2 separate regions of the Homo sapiens genome follow, and region 1 is linked to region 2. A link is an interaction called in ENCODE POLR2A ChIA-PET data of the cell type or tissue named here. Cell type or tissue: CD4-positive, alpha-beta T cell. All regions are shown on one strand. Links, peaks and the distances in the headings refer to the core of each region. The heading gives the core; the rest is flanking DNA.

Region 1 (8,000 bases), core at 1-8,000, 110 kb after region 2:
GACTACAAGAACTAACACCGCTGAAAGAAATCATAAATGACACAACAAATGGAAAAGCATTCCATGCGCATGGGTTGGAAGAATCAATATCATTAAAATATCCATACTGCGCAGAGCAATCTACAGAATCAATGCTATTCTTATCAAATTATCAGTTATTTTTCACAGAATTAGAAAAAACTATTCTAAATTCATATGGAACAAAAACAGAGCCTGAATAGCCAAGGCAATCTTAAGCAAAAAGAACAAAGCTGAAGGCATCATATTACCTGACTTCAAACTATACTGCAGAGCTACGGTAACCAAAACAGCATGGTACTGGTACAAAAACAGATACACAGACTGATGGAACAGAATAGAGACTCCTAAAATAAAGCCATACATCTACAACCAACATATCTTTGACAAAGTTGACAAAAATAAACAATGGGGGAAAGGATACCCTATTCGAAAAATGGTGCTGGGAAAACTAGCTAACCATATGCAGAATAAAACTAGACCCCTACCTCTTACCATATACAAAAATTAACTCAAGATGAATTAAAGACTTAAATGTAAGACCTCAAACTACAAAAATTCTAGAAGAAAATATAGGACATACTCTTCTATACATTGTCTTAGGCAAATAATTCAGGATGAATACCCCAAAATCAAATGCAACAAAATAAAAAATAGACAAAGGAGACTTAATTAAACTAAAGAGCTTTGGCACAGCAAAAAGAACTCTCAACAGAATAAACAGACAACCTATAGAATGGGAGAAATTATTTGTAAACTATGCATTTGACAAAGGACTAACATCCAGAATCTATAAGGAACTTAAACGAATCAACAAGAAAAAAACAAACATTCCCATTAAAAAGTGAGCAAAGGACATGAATACACTCTCCTCAAAAGAAGACTATGCGCCGGGTGTGGTGGCTCACACTTGTGATCCTAGCACTCTGGGAGGCCGAGGCGGGTGGATCACGAGGTCAGGAGATCGAGACCATCCTGGCTAACATGGTGAAACCCCGTCTCTACTAAAAAATACAAAAAATTAGCCGGGTGTGGTGGCACGTGCCTGTAGTCTCAGCTACTCGGGAGGCTGAGGCAGGAGAATAGCGTGAACCAGGGAGGCGGAGCTTGCAGTGAGCTGAGATCGCACCACTGCACTCCAGCCTGGGCAACAGAGCGAGACTCCATCTCAAAAAAAAAAAAAAAAAAAAAAAAAGAAGACTACGCAAGCTGCCAACAAACATGAAAAAACCACTAATCATCAAAGAGATGCAAATCAAAACTGCAATGAGATACCATCTCACGCCAGTCAGAATGGCTATAAAAAAATAAAAAAAAGTAACAGATGCTGGTGAGGTTGTGGAGAAAAGGGAATAATTATACACTATTGGTGGGAATGCAAATTAGTTCAGCCCCTACGAAAAGCAGCTTGGAGTTCTCAAATAACTAAAAATAGAACTATCATTTGACCCAGCAATCCCATTGCTGGGTATATAACCAAAGAAAAATAAATCATCCTACCTAAAAAGACATGCGCTTGTATGTTTATCCCAGCAGTATTCACGATAGCAAACACATAGAATCAATCTAGGTTCCCATCAATGGCAGACTGGATAACAAAAATGTGGTACACATACACTGTAGAATACTATGCAGCCATAAAAAAGAATGAAATCATATCCTTTGCAGCAACATGGATGCAGCTGGAGACCTTTATCCTAAGTGAACTAATGCAGAAACAAAAAACCAAATACTGTTATGTTCTCACTTATAAATGAGAGCTAAATCTTGCGTTCACAACTTTTCCATCTGTGCTGTGGAGCCCATCATATTGTCTCGCCAATCCCAGAAATCAATTCTTGTAATTATCCCACTTATTTAATGCATCAAAGATGGACACAAAGATGGAAACAACAGACACTGAGGACTCCAAAAGTAGGGAGGGAAGGAGACAAGGGCTGAACACTTCTTATTCGGTACCACGTTCACTATCTGGGTGATAGGATCAACAAAAGTCCAAACCTCAGCACTACACAACATACCCTTTTAACTAAACCTTCACACATACCCTCTGAATCTAAAATAAAAATGGAAATTAAAAAAAAATTGTGACAATACATAAATGTGTATACATTATACTAGTAAAATATATCAAGTGTCTGGTCCAAATCTGCAACACTGGAAAAAAAAGTTTAATGTTACATTACTGCCAAAATGTTATTTTTAATTTTCTTTCATTTATTTATTTAGAGACAGGGTCTCACTCTGTCGCCCAGGCTGGAGTGCCGTGGCGCAATCACAGTTCACAGCAGCCTCAATCTCCTGGGATCAGGTGATCCTACCACCTCAGCCTCCTGAGTAGCTGGGACTATGGGAGCATACCACCACCCCTGGCTAATGTTTGTATTTTTTTATAGAGACAGGGTCTCACTGTTGCTCAGGCTAGTCTTGGAACTCCTAGGCTCAAGCTATCCTCCTCCCTCAGCCTCCCAAAGTGCTGGGATTACAGGCGTGAGCCACCACGCCTGGCCCAAAATGTTATTTTTTAAATGGTAAAAGGAATCAGTTCACTTTAGGGTAAGACTGATGTTTGTTTTAGATCTGGTAATGATTCTAATACTCCACAGAACTATGTATTTTTTTTCAGTTGTATGGGAGGAAAGTGCTGACAAGTATGCAGAGTGAAATAAACAGTGTGCTGAAATAAAGTCTAGAAAGCAGTACATTTTTAATGATGGGCCAAAGACTGAATACCATTTATACTGTGTATATAAGATATTTAAACATAAATATCTTAAACATAAAATTATGCAAACTTTTATAAGGCTGCATTCTTTTTAAAAACCAGGTAGCTTAAAATATCAGAAATGATTGTTAAATCAATTTTTATTAGCATAAACCACTAACAATAAGATGAACCAAGACAGAAATCATTTTTTAAATGCTTCTCTGATTTTAGATCGGGAAACCACTTACATCACTTCTTTATTCCTACGAGGCCCTTCAAAGGGTCTAAATGGCAGTGATCCAGTAGCTGCATGGTAAAATGTTACCCCAATGCTCCAAAGATCAACTGTTGCTCCATATTTCTTCTGATGATCTTTTCTTAGCACTGCTCTCTCATACATATCAGGGTGCTAAGATTAAAAAAAAAAGAAAAAAATCATGAACCTGTGACCCATTTCATTATACAAACAAATGGATACTCAATAATGCTTAGAAATTCTATTTTGTTTTCCTAATAACTTCACTTTCCCAATCTGAAAAGACTATTTCACATCTTCCCCTCCCTCCTCAAACCTCCACCACCTCCTTTGATCCTCAGTTTTGATGACCCTGCTTCATAATTTAATGTGGAAATGGAAGGAATCAGACCAGCACTCCCTTATGCCCTTTACCAAATACAACCTACCTGAATCTGTGTCCGTTTTATTTTTTTCTCTTTTTTTTGAGATGGGGTGGAGTGCAGTGGCTTGATCTCGGCTCACTGCAACCTCTGCTTCCCGGGTTCGAGTGATTCTCCTGCATCAGCCTCCTGAGTAGCTGGGACTACAAGTGCTTGCCATGATGCCTAGCTAATTTTTGTATTTTTAGTAGAGACAGGGTTTCACCATGTTGGCCAGGCTGGTCTTGAACTCCTGATCTCAAGTGATCCTTGAGGACCTTAAGAGCCTTGGCCTTTCAAAGTACTGGGATTACAGGCATGAGCCACTGCACCTGGCCAATCTGTGTCCATTTTCCAGGCCTACTTTCCAGTCACAATGGAACTGCACCTATACATGGCCAACTTTTCCATCTGTGCTGTAGAGCCTATCATATCATCTTGCCAATTCCAGAAATCAATTCTTGTAATTATCCCACTTATTTAATGCAGCAATGTTTCCCTCTGTTCTGATTCATTACTTTCTGCTTACAAACATGCTTTAATATCTCCCATTTTAAAAGATCTCTAAATTGACCACAAAACTCCTTTCAACAATTACCCAATTCTCTGCTTCCCACCACAGCAAAACTTCTCAGTACAGCTGTCCATGCTTATTATAACTGCCTTACTCCCTCATCTCCCATTCAGACCTAATGTATTAAATATCATATGTATGCTTTAACTTCCAAAACTACCTTGGGCCCTGAGCTTCAGATTCATATATCCTACTATTCTCTCGATATCTAAAAGGCAGCTCAAACTTAACGTATCCAAAATTGACTCTTGGTCTTCCCACTTAAACTTGTTTCCTCCTAAACTTTAAGTAAACAATACCACCACATATCTAGCTGCTCACACCCGAAACCTATCAGGCAGCCTTAATTTCTTTGCCTTATCCCTCAAATGCAATCTGTCAGGGTAAGTGCATTTAATTTAATGAAATTAAATTCTCTAGAATCAATTCAGAGGACTAACTTGACTGGGTTCACTGGGGATCTACTGACATTAAACACACGTCCTTACACATAGGACATATTACACCAAGCTTGTCCAACCTGCAGCCTGTGGGCCACATGTAGCCCAGGACAGCTTTGAATGTGGCCCAACACAAATTCATAAACTTTCTTAAAACATTGAGGTTTTTTGTGATTTTTTTAAAATAGCTCATCAGCTATCATTATTTTATGTGTGGCCCAAGATAATCTATCATATTTTATATGTGGCCCAAGACAATTCTTCCAGTGTAGCCCAGGGAAGCCAAAAGATTGGACACTCTGCACTAATACCATAGTCACTGAGAACAGATGGAGCTTCTAAGAAATTGTTTAGGAGCTCACAAAACCTAACAGATATTCTGATGGACATTTTGTTCTGCAGAGAATAACCAGTGGTCACACACAGCATGGCCTCCTGCCATCTGCCTTCATGAAAGTTATACACTTGCAACTTGAAGATTTTTGGAAGATAAATCTTGAAAAGTGTACGTATGGACCAAAGTAGAGTTACCACCTAAATGATCCCAAACCAAAACAATTCCTTATGACATTGTAGGATTTAGCTATGGCCCAGGGAACTGGGAACCAGTGTAGGAAATGCTGCTGGGAGGGGCTTCTAAATGATGCAATCTGTGACTCTCACTCCCAAAGGATCACAATCTCTGATTTCTGAGGGTCGGGGTGGTGGGGGGGTGCTGGAGATGGGGGTGGGAAAAAGACTCTTTTGAGAAACACATTTTAATGAGAAATCAGAATGCAGACAAGTATAAGAACTGGGTATTGACGTGAGTGTCCAAACATATGCCTACTAGATATATGGGATCTCAGTGGCTTTGCTGGTTCTGTAGCACAGCACATAAAGTGATTATTGTCCAAAGAAGTGATTGCCAAACCTTTGACCTAGCAGCTGGTACTTAGTGTGTAAATGGTGTCATGAAGAGGCCAAAAGTACCTGGATATGTCTGATGCCTTCTGGAATATAAAGCCTCCTGGGAAGAGGGGACACAGTGATTCCAGAAGGAGACAAAGACGGACCTCCTCACACGGTGCAATAATATACTGCCTAATTGGTACAGCTGGAAGCTATTCCCTGGGAGTGATTAACTTGGGGTGGCTTGACACATGCTGGTCTGATACATTTGTGCCCACTGGCTCTGTCCTGATGTGTTACTGGCTTGGTGTTACTGGGCCTGGGCTATTGCATCTGGAAGAAGAGCATAAGGATAAAGCTACTCCAAGGTTTTCAGGATTATATTACTGAGATGATATCCATCATATTAAAAACAGTAGAAGAGACAGGGTGTGGTGGCTCACATCCTGTAATCCCAGCACTTTGGGAGGCCAAGGTGGGTGGATCGCTTGAGGTCAGGAGTTTGAGACTAGCCTGGCCAACATGGTGAAACCTCATCTCTACTAAAAATACAAAAATTAGCTGGGTGTAGTGGCACACACCTGTAATCCCAGCTACTTGGGAAGCTGAGGCAGGAGAATTGCTTGAATCCAGGAGGTGGAGGTTGCAGTGAGCTAGGATGGCACCACTACACTCCAGCCTGGGCAACAGAGTGAGACTCTGTCTCAAAAGTATACATATATATATATAGACACAAAAATATTAGCCAGGTGTGGTGGTGTGCACCTGTAACCCCAGCTATCTAGGAGGCTGGCACATAAGAATCACCTGAACCTGGGAGGTGGAGCTTGAGTGAGCTGAGATTATGCCACTGCACTCCAGCCTGGGCAACAGATTGAGACTCTGTCACAATAACAACAACAACAAAAACAAAAAACAGTAGAAGAATGTTTTCTTTGGACTTTAACATACAAAAGAGAGAGAATTTAACATATGGGTTGTAGTTCCTGGGAGCTTCAAAACGAGGGAAGTTTCCAGTTAAATGTAGAATATAGCTAGGCTGCTGAGCCTTAGACTATTATTTATCTCATTCTGGTGCACTGTATTTGAATATTTCCCATTCTGAAATAGGAAATAAATAGAATGGGGTTAAATTTCAGCCTAGAGTACAGCACAGACTTGGAATTAATTTATTTAATGTTTTGCTCTTCCTGTTAAAAGTCTTAGAGGCAAAAGCTAAACTGTGTTCCCAGGAGGTTACATGAAAGATTAATAGTTGGTATTGGGGGAGCAACCTCATGAAGGCTGGTACAGGACTGCTGTTTGCTTGTTACAGTGATTATCATGATTGGAAAAGGCGGAGACCAGACACTGAAGGACATACTGCAGTGTATGTGACAGTTCTGAAAAATGATCCTCCTATATATAGCCTGAATGACTTTGGAATATTCTGCCAGATACTTGTGCAAGTGAGAAATCTATTTCGAACTCCATTTTATATATAACAAAGTATTTTTGTACAGCTTTTCCAAGAATGTAACTATATTTAAATTTACTTTTAGTTAGAAACTTTACCAAAAATTGTTCACTACTTTGGAAAATCATGTCAATAACAATACTACCATTTGTGATGTGATTCACTAATACAACATGAGTTATCACTGCACTTGTATTCAAAGTAGTATTACATATAGCTGCAAGCATATATCACTACTTGTTTGCTCATGAAGCTGTTTCTAAATTTTTACATATTAAATATCTATTATTTTATTATAAAATATGTTCCTTTACATTATTAAGATATGCTATTTTAATTAGGTGTGCAGGTTTATAATATTATCTAGGAATTTCATTTCAAGATACTGAAGGGAACACTACAAAATATTTATTATAACAAGGGGGTATTGGTCTGACAGGGTTTAAACTACTAGCCTGTCTGATCTGGCTAGCCCCCTGATCACTTCTTTAATTCTAAGTCCTTCCACTTGCCTCTTTACTCACTAAATTCCAGTAAAACTGCCATCTTTTCTGTTTCTCCAACTCCTGAGGTCATTCTTGTCTCCAGGCCTTTACAGCTGCTGTTTTCTCTGGGCCTGATGGAACCAGACTGAAGCCCAAGAACATTCTTAGAGCAGTAAACCTTGGCAAGCAGTGCCCTCCTGGGAACAGTAGTGTCCTGAGCATTCATCTACTGTGGCTTTGGCTATGACAGGTGTGGGCTCCAGAGACAAGGAGCTGGGCCTGGTGAACTAGCTTTTAGAAATAGGCTGTTCTTACAGAAAGTGGGGTTGGGGAAAAAAAAAAAGTACTGGGTGAGAGAAAGAGAAAGAGAGAAATTGAATTTTTGAACAAGTTATCTTATCTAATCATTGAATTTGAAGGACACGCGCTTGAGCTTGCTACTGGAAAGGAGGCAGTCTGGAAGAACATGGCCTTGAGCTATTTATTGGAGGCTCACTGCTCTAAGAGAAAAGACAAGGGGAATGTCTGAACTGGGGAAAGTGAAGGAATCAGGAAGTTGCCTTGTACCAAAGCTCTGGTGTGAATTCAGCAGTGTTGCTTCTAGAAGCAGAAAGCATGGTCTAGCCAAATATAACTGAGAAGACCACCAACAGAGAAATGAGAATGAAGATGTGTGTTGACTCAGTCACATGTTGAGGCCCAGGAAGAGACAAAAGGATAATAGCAAAAGCACAAATGTCATGTAGGACGGAGAAAGGAGCAGGAAGGGGGT
Region 2 (17,348 bases), core at 4,070-12,069:
AAAGAAGTTAATTTATACTAGTTATAATAATGTGTCCTCATATCCCCAGCTAGAATATACATTAGGCCTATATAATCTGTTTGTTTAAAACACAGAAGAGAATTATGAGATATTTGTTGAAAGAACCTGTTTACATTAAGTCATGGATGTAGCAGCTAAAAAAACACAACTTCAGCCAGGCACAGCTCATGCCTGTAATCCCAGCACTTTGGGAGGCTGAGGTGGGCAGATAATTTCAGGCCAGGAGTTCAAGACCAGCTGGGCAACATGGCAAAACCCTGTCTCTACTAAAAATACAAAAATTAGCCAGGCATGGTGTTATGTATCTATAGTCCCAGCTACTTGGGAGGCTGAGGCAGGAGAATTGCTTGAACCCCAGAAGCGGAGGTTGCAGTGAGCTGAGATAGCTCTACTGCACTCCAGTCTGGGTAACAGAGTGTGAGACTCTGTCTCCAAAACAAAGCACAACTTCATGGCAAAATAGAATGCAATAAGCAGAGTCCAAAGGCAAATGACAGGAACTAATCTTGATTGTGGTCATGGTGGGTTACACAATTATATACATATACTTCTTGCACTGTGCTCTAAAATGTGTGAATGTAATGTGTTTGTAAATTATACTTCTACCTTGATTTTTTTAATGAGGTAATTCTAATTAACAAATGAGGAAAAGGTACTTGCAAATTTTTTCATAAACAGCAAATATCTATAATCTGTAGAACATTCCCAAACATCGAGAAGAGCAAACGCCAGTCATGCACAGTGGCTCATGCCTGTAATCTCACTACTTTGGGAGGAGGAAGGAGGATCACTTGAAGCCAGGAGTTCAAGACTGGCAAGACCTTGTCTCTACAAAAAAATAAAAATAAAATAAAATAAAATAAAAATTAGCCAGGCATCTTGGCATGCACCTGTAGTCCTAGTTATTTGAAAGGCTAAGGCAGGAGAATCCCTTGAGCCCAGGAGTTCAAGGCTGCAGTGAGCTATGATTGTACCACTGTACATCAGCCTGGGCAACAGAGCAAGACCCTATCTCAAAACAGAAAAAACTTGGTAAAAATACAAAAGTTAGACAACTTCCTTACTGAGGTTGCAGAAAAACAGGCATTCTCACATACGGTTGTTTGGAATGCAAAATGGTACAATTGCAAGACAGGCTAATCCCATAGTATCCAGCAAAATTACATATGCATTTCCTCTTGTAGGAAACAATATCAAAGACACACTGAAAAAAAATATAAATGCCTCATGGTCAAAGTTAAGACTGTACCATTATTTATAGTAACAAAAAAAGGAAACAACCTAAATATCCATCAATTAGGCAAATTGGCTAATGGAATATTATGTAGCTATTAAAAAGAAATCAGGACTCTCTCAGTACACTGATATGGAATAACCTCCAGGATAAATCATTTAAAAAGAATAGTGCAGAACAGTGTTCATAGTATGCTGGCTATTTAGAAAATATTTTTTTAAAAGAAGCAACAGAATAGCTGATGTGGTGGCTCATGCCTGTAATCCCAGCACTTTGGGAAACTAAGGTGGGCAAATCACTTGAGCCCAGGAGTTCAAGACCAGCCTGGGCAACATGGTGAAACCTCCTCTTTACAAAAATTACAAAAATTAGCCAGGCATGTGGCATACGCCTGTAGTCCCAGCTACTCAGGAGGCTGAGGTGGGAGGATCTCGTGGGTCTGGGAAGCAGAGGTTGCAATGAGCCAAGATCGTGCCACTGCACTCTAGCCTAGGGGACACAGTAAAACCCTGTCTCAAAAAAAAAAAAACAGCAACCGAAGGAATAATAAAAATTAGTTATTTGTAGGGGGATAGAGGGAAACAGATGAGAACACATAATGGAAGCACAACTGATGTGACTATATCTAGGTTTATAGTTCTGATTTTGAAATTCTATGAATGTTTACATAACTAAAAATCTAAGTTTAACCAAAAGTGGGAAAAAGCAACTCCTAAATTGAAAACAAAATAAATGAACCTACTGAATATTTAGAGGCACGCACACAAAAATTGCTCAAAAATAAAAAAGGAAATATATCTTGAAATATGTATTGATGAAATGACATGATGTCTGGGGTTTGCTTGAGTAAAAGGAAGAAAAAAAGAATGGACAAAACAAGTGTGGCAAAATCTTGACAACTGCTAAATGCACATGATTGGTTTGTTATATCATTCTCTCTCAGGTTGACTTTTTTTTTTTAGATGGAGTCTCATGCTGTGGCCCGGGCCTGGAGTGCAGTGGCGGGATCTCGGCTCACTGCAACCTCCGCCTCCCAGGTTCATGCAATTCTCCTGCCTCAGCCTCCTGAGTAGCTGGGATTACTGGTGCACACCACCACATCTGGCTAATTTTTTGTATTTTTAGTAGAGATGGCGTTTCACTATGTTGGCCAGACTGGTCTCAAACTCCTGACCTCGTGATCCGCCTGCCTCGGCCTCCCAAAGTGCTGGGATTACAGGTGTGAGCCACTGCGCCCGGCCAGGTTGACTTCTATAATAAGAGGTTTTAAAAGAAGCAGCTGCCCACTTTTAATAACTCCACCAGAACACAATCACCATCCCTCATGTCATTTAACACAAAATCAGGTGGGACCAGAATTAATGTGAAGAAACCTCTTAGCATCCTTTCATCTTCAAAGCTCTACAAAAACTCTCAAAGATAAGGTTTCGCTGTGTCATTGAGAGGTATTTCAGTTAATAGCTGTATTTCTACATGGAGAAATTAGATAACCGGAGTACAATAATAATAGTTTGCTGTGTCTTGGTTGATGCTCTTTTAAATGCTCACAGCACTTTCTCACCTAGTTATCCCACTGTTACCTAAAGGGTCTGTAATTACTGCCACTTCACAGATGAGAAACTGAGTCTTGGTGAAGTTAAGTGATGGGTCCATGCTCACAGCTGACCTACTACTGAGACCAGGGTTTCCTATCAGCCAACTGGCTATCAGGTACTAGTGGATAGTTGGTAGTCAGCTACCAACTATCATATACAGACCACAGAGGAAGTTAACATCAAGAGATGAGATTAGAATTCATATTTTAGCTTTTACTCCAGCACTCTGGTTAAATAGTAGACATATTAGAGAGATCACCTTTAAACCCTAAATTTCACATGTAATAAATAGTCTAAAACTACTTAAAAATGTTTGCGTGCACATATGTGTGTTGTGTGTATATGTGTTCATCTCTCTCCCTTGTCAACACTACAATAAAATGAAGGGTGTCTCTTCCCCTTTATTTGAAAGTCAGGTTCATGGGCTCATGTCTACAAAGTAAACATGGTAGAACACAGTGGTTATTGAATGTTTTTACTGTTTACTGTCTTGGCCTCATTCCTTCCTATAGAGAAGGATTGAGCTTATAAGTTAATGTTCATTTAATAGTTACAGAACACATTGTTACAGGGCAAGCCTAAGTCTTGAACACCATTTTTTTTTTTTTTGACAGGGTCTTTTGTCACCCAGGCCAGAGTGCAGTGGCTCCATCTCAGCTCATTACAGCCTTGACCTCCCAGGCTCAAGTGATCCTCCTACCTGAACCTCCAGAATAGCTGAGACTACAGGTGCACACCATCATACCTGGCTAATTTAATTTTTTTTTTTTTTTTTGAGATAAGAGTTCTGCCACTTTGCTCATGCTGGTCTCAGACTCTTTTTTTTTTTTTTTTTTCCTGAGACCGAGTCTTGCTCTGTCACCCAGGCTGGAGTACAGGGGCATGATCTTGGCTCACTGCAACCTCCATCTTCTGGGTTCAAGCCATTCTCCTGCCTCAGCATCCCCAGTAGCTGGGGTTACAGGCACGTGCCACCATGCCCAGCTAATTTTAGTATTTTAGTAGAGATGGGGTTTCACCATGTTGGCCAGGCTGGTCTCAAACTCCTGACCTCAAGTGATCCACTCATCTTGGCCTCCCAAAGTGCTAGGATTACAGGCATGAGCTACCACACCCAGCCAGGTCTCAAACTCAAGCTCAAGTGATCTTCCTGCCTTGGCCTCAAAGGTACTGGGATTACAGGTATGAGCCACTGCACTTGGCCAAACACCTTTTCTTTATGGAAAAAAAAAAAGTTGTTGATTTTAAACAGCACAGCTAAGTGCTTTAAAATTATGCTCAAGCTTGTGGAAGCAATACTGGCATGTGGAGGGCTATCTTTAGTCTTTAATTGTGGACTGTCATCTTTAACTATTTGATTATGCTGACATTTTTATCTTATTTTATTTTTTGAGACAGGGTCTCACTCTGTTGCCCAGGCTGGAGTGCAGTGGCACAATCTTGGCTCACTGCAGCCTCCGCCTCTGAATTTCAAGCAGTTCTCCTGCCTCAGCCTCCCCAGTAGCTGGGATTACAGGCATGTGCCACCACACCCGGCTAATTTTTATATTTTTAGTAGAGATGGGGTTTCACCATGTTGGCCAGGCTGGTCTCGAACTCCTGACCTCAAATAATCTACCCGCCTCAGCCTCCCAAAGTGCTGGGATTATAGGCGTGAGCCACTGCGCCTGGCCTATGCTGACATTTTTAATGTGAAAAAGAGAGTTGGCTGCCACATTAAATTCCCAGGTGGCTCTTGTTCTTTGATTTATGTAGCATATTTGGTGTTATTTGAATACTTTGTTTTATTTTTCAAAAGGCAGTGTTTCCTTCAGGTTTTCTTATAATTTGGGTCATGACAGCTTTTGCGAATCAGAAACAAAAAGAAGTCACGTGAAAAATTATAGGAATTAGAAGATATGCATTTTGACTCCGTTAAAAAGATTCAATCACATTAAAAGTTACATAAAGAGGGTCTTTATGTGTTTCTATTATATAGACATTAAAGTCATCTTTAAAAAAAATTCCCACTCAAGTGGATGGAAAAAGTCATCTTACTTAAAACCACGGAGAAATGCTCATTATTTAATATTAAGTCAGAAAGTAGAATATAAAACTAAATATACAGAGTGATTCCAATTTTATTTAAAGATAACTAATGCAAAGAGAAAAGGCCAGATGGAAATATACCATATTGTTTATGAATATAATTTTAGCCTAGTGGGAGTATGTGTTGTTTAAACATTTAAAAAATGCTTTCCTACATTTAATGAATTTTTAATAATAGATATATTTTATTTATTATATACATTTATCATAAGAAAAAAGATATCTTTTTTTTTCCTTTTTGTGCAGAACAAAGTCTTGCTATATTCCCCAGGTGGGTCTGGCTTAAGCTATCCTCCTGCTTCTGCCTCTGTAAATGCTGGGATTACAGGCGTGAGCCACCACGCCCAGCAGAAAAAAAGGTATTTTAAAGGCTTCTATGCCAGTTTTTAATCTGTAATAATGAATATTATTAATAGTGTTTTTGTATAGCCCTCAGCAATTCTGTATCATGCAGAAATGGCCTACAAAATGTACAGTTGACTAGACAATTCAAGAATTCACTTTTCTAATCTTTCATTCATCCCCAGAGCAAAAGGCAAAATGTATTACTCAGGAGGCTGAGGTGGGAGGATCGCTTAAGCCAAGTAGGTGGAGATTGCAATGAGCTGAGATGGTGCCACTGCACTCCAGCCTGGGTGACAGAGACCATGTCTCAAAAAAAAAGGTTGTGGGGGGATGTAAAGAATGATTCCCTATGATATTATTCCTTCTTATTCTCAGTAACCATTTGAGCGAAACTTGGAATAACTCGCTCTTTCCTGATAAACTAATTTAGCACATAAATGTACTTTGGTAAATATAGAAACTTAAAGATGCAGCTGGGGGTGGTGTTCATTTAGTTAATACCATGGAACTACCAAATGGTATAATCTTGGAAAAAATCGTGGGTTGAGATATCATTGTCTGTGTTGCAGTATTTTAAACTAGGACAAAAATAGAAGTCCTACAGTTTCTATTTTCTTCAAACAGTTACTCGCTGGAAGTGGTGGGAATCATAAAAAACAACCAGGACCTTGCATCCTAGTATAGAAGCCACAACTGTGGAAGCTTAACAGCCAGGCAAATGCCCACAAACCACCACCCTCTGCATTGGATGCATATGTCCCTGACCTCGCAAGTGAAAAAGAGAGGAAGACGGCGACACCTCCAGGCTTCAGACTCATTAATCCTGTGAATCGTGACCCACTCTTAAAACCAAGGTCTTTTAAATTAAATGATGTATTTTACATTCCACTTGGAAATACTCTGGCCAGGCAGCATAACAGTCTTGTAGATGAAACAGCCAAATTAGGTTGTTCTCAAACTCTTAGCTTTTTTTCTTAGGGAAAAGAAAAATTTAAGAACCACATACACATGCAACTACTACCACTTCACAAATTAAAAAGTGAGGAGAGGAGGCCGGGCACAGTGGCTCACGCCTGTAATCCCAGCACTTTGGGAGGCTGAGGCAGGTGGATTGCCTGAGGTTGGGAGTTCAAGACCAGCCTGACCAACATGGAGAAACTCTGTCTCTATTTCAAAAATACAAAAATTAGCCGGGCATGGTGGTGCATGCCTGTAATCCCAGCTACTCGGGAGGCTGAGACAGGAGAATCGCTTGAACCCTAGGAGGCGGAGGTTGCAGTGAGCCAAGATCGCACCATTGCACTCCAGCCTGGGCAACAAGAGCGAAACTCCGTCTCAAAAAAAAAAAAAAAAAAAGTGAGGCGAGGAATACGAGGAATATGGAAAATAGATTTTAAAGAACATATCAACTTGGAGATAGAGCATTTGACTTATGAGCTGAGTAGTTTGGGGTAAATTATTTTACTTTTCTTTTTTCTTTTTTTTGAGATGGAGTTTTGCTCTGTTGCCCAAGCTGGAGTGCAGTGCCATGATCTCCGCTTACTGCAACCTCCACCTCCCGTGTTCAAGCGATTCTCCTGCCTCAGCCTCCCAAGTAGCTGAGATTACAGGCACATGCCACCACATCCAGCTAAATTTTGTATTTTTAGTAGGGAAGGGGTTTCACCATGTTGGCCAGGCTGGTCTTGTACTCCTGACCTCAAGTGATCTGCCTGCCTCGGCCTCCCAAAGTGCTGGGATTACAGGCGTGAGCCATAATGCCTGGCCTATTTTACTTTTCTTGATCTTACTTTTCTCATCTGCAAAATGAGGATAATAATAATAATACTTGTAATATAAATCAGTGACTATCTCTGGAGAATGAATTTATGGGGGATTTTTACTTTTTAGTCTTTTTTTTTTTTTTTTTTTTTTTTCTGAGAAGGAGTCTTGCTCTGTTGCTTGGGCTGGAGTGCAGTGGCACAATCTCAGTTCACTGCAACCTCTGCCTCCCAGGTTTAAGTGATTCTCGTGTGTCAACCTCCTGAGTAGGTGGGACTACGGGTGCATACCACCATGCCCAGCTAATTTTTTTTTTTTTTTTTGACACAGAGTCTCACACTGTCGCCCAGGCTGGAGTGCAGAGGTGCAATCTCGGCTCACTGCCGCCTCCGCCTCCTGGGTTCAAGCAATTCTCCTGCCTCAGCCTCTCAAGTAGCTGGGATTACAGGCGCCCGCCACCATGCCCAGCTAATTTTTGTATTTTTAGTGAGACAGGGTTTCGCCATGTTGGCCAGGCTGGTCTCAAACTCCTGACTTCAGGTGATCCACCCACCTCCCCCTCCCAAAGTGCTGGGATTACAGGCGTGAGCCACCGTGCCTGGCCCACCTCGCATGGTCTCCTTTCTAGTTTTTTAAGAGAATGAAAATGCTTAGTTCAGGAGATTCTAAAGAGAACCAAGGGACACTATGAATGTAAATGTTTTTGTAGAGACTCTCTACTATAACAATTGTTAAAGACTTGGCCAGGTGCACCGGCTCATGCCTATAATCCCAGTACTTTGGGAGGCTGAGGCAGGAGGATCGCTTGAGCCCAGGAGTTTGACACCAGCCTGGACAACGTGGTGAGACCTTGTCTCTACAAAAAAATTAAACAATTAACCAGGCTTGCTGGCACATGCCTATAGTCCCAGCAACTTGGGAAGCTGAGGTAGGAGGATTGTGTGAGCCTGGGAGATCAAGGCTGGAATGAGCCGTGATTATGCCACTGCACTGCAGCCTGGGTGACAGAACAAGACCCTGTCTCAAAAAAAAAAAAAAAAAAAAAGGACTTGCCTAGCAAAATGCAGTAACAGTGTAGATGAACCAGTGGGGAAAGAAACTTCTCATTTTCCCCCCTCTTCACTCATTGGCATCTGAGTTAGGAGCTATTGTGTCAAATCATAGTGCTGAAAACAATGTACTATATTCCCAAAGTTCTCTCCCTAGCCTGGTGCCCAGTCAGGGAGAGAAATCTTTATGGTCTTGGATTTTTCAATGATTGCCCAAGAAATCCCCTTTGGTGACCCTAGGTCGTCAGCCTCCCTCCTGCTGGAGAGTCTCAGTTCCAAGAATCCTTCTGGGCCAGGCGTGGTGGCTAGATCATGAGGGCCTTCTAAGGCTTGGTAAAGCATGTGGATTTTATTTTAGGGAAGTAGGGATTTTAACATCAGATGTAATCTGGTTCACATTTAAGAAAATATTCTGGCCGGGTGCGGTGGCTCATGCCTGTAATCCCAGCACTCTGGGAGGCCGAGGCAGGCAGATCATGAGGTCAAGAGATTGAGACCATCCTGGCCAACATGGTGAAACCCTGTCTCTACTAAAAATACAAATATTAGCTGGGCATGGTGGCATGCGCCTGTAGTCCCAGCTACTCAGGAGGCTGAGGCAGGAGAATCGCTTGAACCTGGGAGGTGGATGTTGCAGTGAGCCAAGATCATGCCACGGCACTCCAGCTTGGTGACAGAGCAAAAAACTCTGTCTCAAAAAAAAAAAAAAAAAAAAAAAGAATCCTTCTGTGCTTTTCCAGGGTGATCCTGAGAACAACATTGAACAGGTATAATGTGAGTTGCTGCACTTCAGCCAACCAAACCTCCCTCTCCCCCGAAATTTGCTAAGGGTTGGATGCTTCCCATCAGAAATCTATTCTCTGTGAGGCCTCTCCCTAACCACTCCTCACCTCCACCTCCCAAGGGTGACCGTTATGTCTTTCTTAGACACTTTGGCTGAATGTATTTGTTTGCGTGCATTTCCTTTGGAATTCATAGGAAAGGACACAGTCATGAAGATGTAGGATATCTGAAGGGAGAGAAAGGAGATCAGAAATAGAGTAGTTCAGAAATAGAGCACTGACTTTCTTTAGCTTTTTTTTTTTTTTTTTTTTCTTAGCCTGGACCTCTTTTGTAGAAGGCAGCAAGACCTTTAAGGGTATAAAAAGTGGATGAGAGAGACAAAGAGGGAGGTATGGAAAACAAGGGTGATAGGAGATCTCCAGGACAAACTACCTCATTGTTTTGCCTGACTCTGGCTCCAGAAATGAAAGGTCCCTCTTCCCCTCTGGGCAAAAGAAAGAATCAGCATAATTAAATGTTCAAGGTTTGTTAGATGTTAGGTGCCTGCATTTCAGCTGAGGAAGGAGCTGTTCCATAAAGTGGAGATTTCTCTGTTGAGAACTGCCCTGCAGAAATCAAGCTGGCATCAAAGCCTGGTCTTTTTAATTCTGTTTCTTTCTGAGTTTTGCTGCAGCTCATAAGTTATAATCAGAGGAAGGAAACGCCTGAGAGATCTGAAGGTTTTAATTGTTGTTGAGTGCAGATGGTTTGGATTACCGCACAGGAATGGAGCTCAAGGTCAGTGTCTGTAATCAGCTGCCTGAATGTATGATTTTAGCTGGACGGCACCATTTCTGGGTAAGAGCTGTGCAGCTACATTTAAGCAGCATTAGTGCCTGGAACACTGGCTGACAGATTAAAATGTACGTTTATCAGAAATTGATAGCACAGATAAACCGAACATATTTGTCACATAAAATAAGATCTTGTCAGTGAACTTTAAAAGAAAACAGGAAGTGGACGTGATTGGAGGACAAGAAGTCAAGCAAATTCCACCACCAAGATCCTTGGTTTCTTTTAGTTGAATACAGTAAGGATTGTTAGGGTGGAGGAGTTGGATGGAAACCGAGGCAGAGAGGTTGCAATGTGTGCCTGGTGCCAGCAAAAATCATGTGGATGACTGAAACGCTGGTGTTTTGTTTTGTTTTGTTTTTGAGACGGAGTCTCACTCTGTCATCCAGGCTGGAGTGCAATGGCGCAATCTTGGCTCACTATAACCTCTGCCTCCCGGGTTCAAGCAATTCTCCTGCCTTAGCCTCCCAAGTAGCTGGAACTACAGGCGCACGCTACCATGCCTGGCTAATTTTTGTATTTTTAGTAGAGATGAAGTTTTACCATGTTGGCCAGGCTGGTCTCCAACTCCTGATTTCAGGTGATCCACCCCCATTGGCCTCCCAAAGTGCTGGGATTACAGGCGTGAGCCACTGACTTTGCTTTTGTATGAAACACAAATCTGATTTCCCCTGTGTGACATGGAACACTTGAGCTTTTCACCCCATTAACAGTGAGTAAAAAGGGAGATTCTTTTTAATTTCAGAAACAGCCTAAACAAAGCAGCTGCATTAACTGCCTCAGAGGGTAGAGATCATTTTGTTCCTATTCTGGAACACAGACTCAATACTTTGTGTCATGTGAAGGGTCCTCAGGTACCTCCCATTGCCTTGAGTAGAAAGTGGGGCGGAGGTGGGGTAGAGGAGATCTCTCCAGGGGAGAGAACTGCTTGTCTTGCAAGAGAACAAAAGGTACAGGGCTCTCTTTGAAATATGCACTTCCAGGTCCAGGGTTTATGCTGCTATGCACAAAGATTGATCAAGTACTTCAAAATGAGTAAGTAGTGTCTCGAAGATCTTTCTACACTTCCAGCCTGCTCATGTGAGAAATGAGAAAATAAATGGACATACACGCTGGCCAAAAGTGTGGGAAAATCAATAGTAGTGCCAAATCAGAAGGCTAGCTCAACCTTCAGTGTCTTTCTTGAAGTAGAAAGCCCCAAACAGTTAGAAGCTATGAAAGACTCCAGGTCTGATTCTTCCCTCTAAGAAGCACACCGCAGGGTACTTGTTCCTAAGCCAGCTCGAGGGTGGGTGTTGAGAGGGAGACGGCTTCAGAATGAATCTTTTTCTAACTCCACAACTTCTTTCCTTCATTCTGAGGTGCACTCCTCACCTACCCCTCAAAGTCCCATATCCAGGAATCTCTGTGCCAAAATGGATTGTAACTGACGAGACTTTGTTTCCAATCTGAATGTCTTGAAGACAGAAAAAGATTCAGTTACCTAAAGTGTCCTTCAGGCTCTAAATTATCATCTATGAAGAAAATAGTAAAGCTTTTCAAAGTAAAATAGGCACAATGATTTATGAAATTACCTAAAGAAAAATGAGTGTAGTTAATCTTTTTGGCAGGAGGCATTTTCACTAGCTGAGCAGGCTGGTGCTGTCAGCAAAGTTTCTGAGTAGACAAGGAAAACTTGGCACATTTCAGAGAGCTGGGCAGGGTGGTGGCAACGGGCTGAAAGATCTACAAGGGAAAGCGTTATGATTTTACAATAGACCCTAATCTTTTGGTTAGGGGATCTTTGACCTAGTTCATTTTTCTGTCTCCTACAATAAAAAATGTCATCGTCAGCTGGGCACAGTGGATCTCTCCTGTAATCCCAGCACTTTGGGAGGCCGAGGTGAGAGGATCACTTGTGCCCAGGAATTTGAGACCCCCACCTGGGCAACCGCATCTCTCTAAAAAATTGGCCGAGTGTGGTGGGGCATGCCTGTAGTCCCAGCTACTCAGGAGACTGAGGTGGAAGGATCTGTTTGAGCCTGGAAGGTCAAGGCTGAAGGGAGCCAAGATCGTGCCACTGCACTCCAGCCTGAACACCAGAGTGAGATCTTGTCTCAAAAAACAAAAAGAAAAACAAAAAAAAAAGGTCAATCTCTTTTGAAAGGTTTTCAGATTTAAAAAGAAGAAACAAAAAAGAAAAACAAAAAAAAAAGGTCAATCTCTTTTGAAAGGTTTTCAGATTTAAAAAGAAGAAACATCCTTCTTTGGGCTTTGGCAATGAGGTCTTCATTATATGTAACCCCTCAAATTTGCCTATAACTTTAAAAACATTCTAATTTTCATCACTACTTTTTCCCCAGGCTCAAGCAATCCTCCCACCTCATCCTCCCTAGTAGCTGGAACCGCAGGCATACACCACCATACCTGGCTAATTTTTATTTATTTTTATTTTTTCTGTAGAGACGGGGTTTCACCATGTTGCCCAATCTGGTCTCAAACTCCTGGCTCAAGTGAGCTGCCTGCCTTGGCCTCCCAAAGGGCTGGGCTTACAGGCTTGAAAAGCATGACTACTTTCAAGTTGTATTATATTTTGTTTCAAAAGAGCACTTTACCTGTAACCACTGCTGCTACAAACTAACCTGATGTTTTAAGTTGCTCAGCTAGGTCCCTTATAAGCTACGTGTAGAGTTCTAATAAATTCTTCTCTGATAGCCCTGCCAACAGTCAGAATTGTCCAAACCCTGGGGAATCTACAGAGATAGTCACCTGTCAGTGGGCTCAGTGTAGGCAGAACTACTATCGTCAAGTTATTACCAAAAGAAATGAAGAACTGGATGAGTGCTTAGCTTAAATCAGTGTTTATAAGCTCTCTCTCTCTCTTTTTTTTTTTTACCACAGTAATGTTAAACACATTTTTGCATTGTGATTCAATACATAGGTTTTACATATATATGTAAATATATATGATGTATAAATGTGTAAGTAGATACATGTAAATATATATATATGTTACAGGTTGAATGAGTTGAATCCCTACCCCCAAAAGATATGAAGTCTTAACCCCTGGTACGTGTGGTTGTGACTTATTTGGAAATAGGATCTTTGCAGATATAAACAAGTTAAGATGAGGTCAGTAGGATGGACTCTAATCTAGTACAATTGATATCCTTATAGGAAGAGGGAAGTTTGGACACAGACACACACAGACAAGAGAATACCATGTGACAAAGGCAGAGATTGGAATGATACAGCTGCAAGCCAGGGATGCCAAGGATTGCAGGTGAAGAGTCAAGGAAGGATTCTACCCAGAGTTGCACGGCCTTATTGACACCTTGATTTGGGCTTCTAGACTCCAGAATCATGACAGAATAAATTTATCTGTGTGGATGTGTGTGTGTGTGTGTGTGTGTGTGTGTGTGTGTGTGTTTTCCTAAAAAAGAGACAAGGTCTCATTCTATCCCCCAGGATGGAGTGCAGTGTCATGATCATAGCTCACTGCAGCCTCGATCTCCTGGACTCAAAGCATCTTCCCACCCCAGCCTCCCAGGAATCTGGGACTACAGGTGTGAACCACTGTGCCGGCTCTGTTGATTTAAGCCACCGAGTTTGTGGAACTTTGTTATGGCAGTTCTAGAAAATGAATATAATAATTAAAATGAAAGTTTTGCTAACTGCTACCTTTACCTTTACCATGTGCAATTTTATTTTATTCTTTTTTTAAGCTTCTTATAACTCAGTTCACTGGTTTCATAATCTACTAATGGGTTGTAATCCAAAGTGTGAATAATATACCAGAAATACCCTTGAAAGTTCTTTCCAAACTTGAGAGTTTGTGATTCTATGGGACCTAAGTGGGGCACAGATCAGAAGAATCAAAACACAAAAAAGGCTGCGCGCAGTGGCTCATGCCTATAATCCCAGCACTTCAGGAGGCCAAGGTGGGCAGATCACTTGAAGTCAGGAGTTCAAGACCAGCCTGGCCAACGTGGTGAAACCCCATCTCTACTGAAAAAACAAAAATTAGCCAGGCATGGTGGCGCATGCCTGTAATCCCAGCTACTAGGGAGGCTGAGGCAGGAGAATCTCTTGAACCCAGAAGGCAGAGGTTGCAGTGAGCCAAGATTGCGCCACTGCATTCCACTCCAGCCTGGGCAACAGAGCGATACTCTGTCTTTAAAAAAAAAAAAAAAAACCCAAAAAAACACCTAGTTTTGTACCCTACTCAGCATAGTCCATCTTCACCCTATAATCTCTTATAGTTTCTGGAAAAAGACAGAAATATTTTAATATTAGACAACACAAAGCAATAGCATTAATAAAAAGTTGTTTATTAAAGAATTTGGCTATTGCTGGCCGGGCGCGGTGGCTCACGCCTGTAATCCCAGCACTTTGGAAGGCCAAGGCAGGCGGATCACAAGGTCAGGAGATTGAGACCATCCTGGCTAATATGGTGAAACCCAGTCTCTACTAAAAATACAAAAAAAATAGCCAGGCGTGTTGGCAGGCACCTGTAGCCCCAACTACTGGAGAAGCTGAGGCAGGAGAATTGCTTGAACCAGGAGGCGGAGGTGGCAGTGAGCTGAGATCGCGCCACGGCACTCCAGCCTGGGCGACAGACAGAGAGAGACTCCGTCTCAAAAAAAAAAAAAAAAAAAGAACTTGGCTATTGCTAATAATTCCCTTCCCCCAAATAATAGATATTAAAACACTTAATTATAACTTAAATATGATTATTTCCATGCCTTGATTACTTGACAATTCCCACTCTATTAGAAACTCTTTTGAAGCTGAAAAAAGGTGCAGACTTTCTAACACGGTTGTGTCATTAGTAGGTTCAGCTGGTACCCCATCAAAAAGGCATTTTTTTTTTTTTTGAGACAGAGTTTTGCTCTTGTTGCCCAGGCTGGAGTGCAACGGCTCAATCTCGGCTCACTGCAACCTCTGCATCCTGGGTTCAAGCGATTCTCCTGCCTCAGCCTCCCAAGTAGCTGGGATTACAGGCATGCGCCACCACACCCAGCTAATTTTTTTGTTTCACCTTGTTGGTCAGGCCAGGCTGGAACTCCTGACCTCAGGTGATCCACCCACCTCGGCTTCCTAAAGTGCTGGGATTACAGGCATGAGCCACCATGCCCAGCCAAAAAGGCATGATTTTATAGAGTTTATGAATTGCAAGCTGGCTGACGGAGGCAGTTGCTTCCCAGTGTGGCTGATGCCTGGGCAGCAGTGTAGGCGAGTAGTCAAGAGCATTGGCTTTCCTGCCAGGCAGCCCTTCAGGGTCAGGTGGATTTAGTTTCACGACCTTGGGTATTTATTTAGCCTCTCTTGCCATCAATTTAATTATCTATTGCTCTCTTTTTTTCTTTTTTTGTAAAGACAGGGATCTCACTATGTTGCCTGGGCTGGTCTCAAACTCTTGGCCTCAAGCAATCCTCCCACCTCAGTGTCCAGAGGAGCAGGGACTCCAGGCTTGCCCTATCATGCCTGACTAAATTAATTTTTTCATTTTTTGTAGAGACAGGGTCTTGCTATATTGCCTAGGCTGGTCTTGAACTCCTGGCCTCAAGCAGTCCTCCCGCCTTGGCCTTCCAAAGCACTAGGATTACAGGCAGGAGCCACCACACCTGGCCTAATTATCTCTTAAAATGATAACAATAACCTCTGCCTCCCTGGGGATGTCGTTGGAATTAAATAAATTAACGTACATAAAGCATTTAGCATAGTTCCTGTCACATTGTAAACCCTCAGTAAATTTTAGGTTTTTGTTTTTTTCTTCTTTGTGACGGAGTCTCACTCTGTTGCCCAGGCTGGAGTGCAGTGGTGTGATCTTGGCTCACTGCAACCTTCGCCTCCCAGGTTCAAGTTATTCTCCTGCCTCAGCCTCCCGAGTAGCTGGGACAGATTACAGGCATCCGTCACCATGCCCAGCTAATTTTTGTATTTTTAGTAGAGATGGGGTTTCACCAAGTTGGCCAGGCTGGTCTCAAACTCCTGACCTCAAGTAATCTGCCCACCTCGGCCTCCCAAAGTGCTGGGATTACAGGCATGAGCCATCACACCTGGCAATTTTAGGTATTTTTATCATTACCCTACTGTAAGTTCCTTGAAGGCAGAAACCATGATTGAGACATCTTCGCATATAATCATAACTCTGAAAAAGTCTCTTGTCCACAACAGGTGCCCAATAACAAATGTTGGTTGCAGGAATTCAATGTCTGACAACATAACAGCACTCCTACTGTTTTTTGTTTTTGTTTTTGATTTTGTTTTGAGACAGAGTCTTGCTCTGTTACCCAGGCTGAAGTGCAGTGCCGTGATCTTGGCTCGCTGCCACCCCTGCCTCCTGGGTTCAAGAGATTCTTGTGCCTCAGCCTCCTCAGTAGTTGAGACTAGAGGAGCCTGCCACTACACCCAGCTAATTTTTGTATTTCTAGTAGAGACGGGGATTCCCCCATGTTGGCCAGGCTGGTCTCCAACTCCTGACCCCAGGTGATCCACCTGCCTTGGACTACCAAAGTGCTGGAATTATAGGCATGAGCCACCAAACCCAACCACTCCTACTGTTTATCTTCTTCACAGACAACACCGATTTCTCAAGGAAAGCCAATCACCTGAACATCCTGGGCTGTAAATGCACCTCATTAATTTTTAAAACATTGTAGCGCTAAATGGCAGCAGCAAGTGGAATTTCTCCCAGCCTCAAAGATGGGGAAAGCTTAAAGGGCATGCATGAGTTTCATCATCAGTCTGTCAACAGGGCTAGAAATAGAAGCCAGAATTCCTGCCATCACAACCCTTATGGGGCAGGCTAATCTTTTAAGAAACTCAGCCGAGTAGCGTTTAACAACCTGTAATACATTTTTGGAAAAAATAGGATTTCTCAAAGAAAAGAAAGTCATTCCCTTCTTTCTTAGTTTATCATTCATAGAAAGACTATGCAACAATTTTGGGAATCATTTTGAGAAAACTTGCTACCCTAGACAACTATTTTTTATTTTTTGCAAAACACCCTTTGGTCCTTGGCCTGATGCACTCATATTTTCCATAGTTGTTATTATAGCATGCATGCCACTGCTTCCTTTACTTTGTATAATATCATACTCTTCCATGTTCCCATACTTCATCATCAAGTTTTTTTTTTTTTTTTTTTTGAGACAGGGTCTCACTCCATTGCCCAGGCTGGAGTGCAGTGGCCCAGTCATGGCTCACTACAGCCTCAACCTCCCAGGCTGAGGCTCCCATCCCACCTCAGCCTCCTGGGTAGCTGGGCCTACAGGCATGTGCCACCATACCCTGATAATTTTTGTATTTTTTGAAGGGCAAGAGTTCTCCACATTGCCCAGGCTGGTCTCAAACTCCTGGGCTCAACTGACCTGCCCTCCTCAGCTGCCCAAAGTGCTGGGATAACAAAAACAGGTGGCCAGATTTGACCTGAGGGCTGTAGTTTGCCAATCCCTGGTCTATGTATCAGTTACTTCCTTTGTAATTAGTGGTTTTTGTGTCCTGTTTAATAAATCTTTTCCTACCCCCAAGATCTTAGAGATATTCTCTTGTGATATCCTCTAGAATCTTTATTGTTTTAGTTTTCACATTTAGATTTACATATAATTCAATTGGAGTTGATTTTTTATGTATACAGTAAGATAAGGGTCAAGATTC

What was found. Peaks named below come from ENCODE experiments on the same cell type or tissue, not always from the same donor. Only the 100,000 strongest peaks of a DNase experiment are listed, where the experiment ranks them.
Region 1: POLR2A ChIA-PET joins it to region 2 with 5 read pairs; 3 of 35 experiments call an interaction of 5 or more read pairs at or near these places.

What each region holds. Positions count from the first base shown.
Region 1 is chr12:64,469,364-64,477,363 of GRCh38, reverse strand. TBK1 (TANK binding kinase 1) reads right to left here. Exons shown (of 21, transcript NM_013254.4): 6 at 2,974-3,134. Among named protein-coding and RNA genes, the nearest start is that of TBK1, 21 kb to the right of the region's middle. In CD4-positive, alpha-beta T cell, for the core only: no CTCF peak of the experiment used is centred there; no DNase peak of the experiment used is centred there.
Region 2 is chr12:64,576,343-64,593,690 of GRCh38, reverse strand. LOC107984521 (a long non-coding RNA gene) reads left to right here and starts at 9,441. Exons shown (of 2, transcript XR_007063348.1): 1 at 9,441-9,653; 2 at 12,864-13,076. It also overlaps a transcript of RASSF3 not described here. In CD4-positive, alpha-beta T cell, for the core only: no CTCF peak of the experiment used is centred there; no DNase peak of the experiment used is centred there; H3K4me3 peaks cover 782 bases; H3K27ac peaks cover 1,521 bases.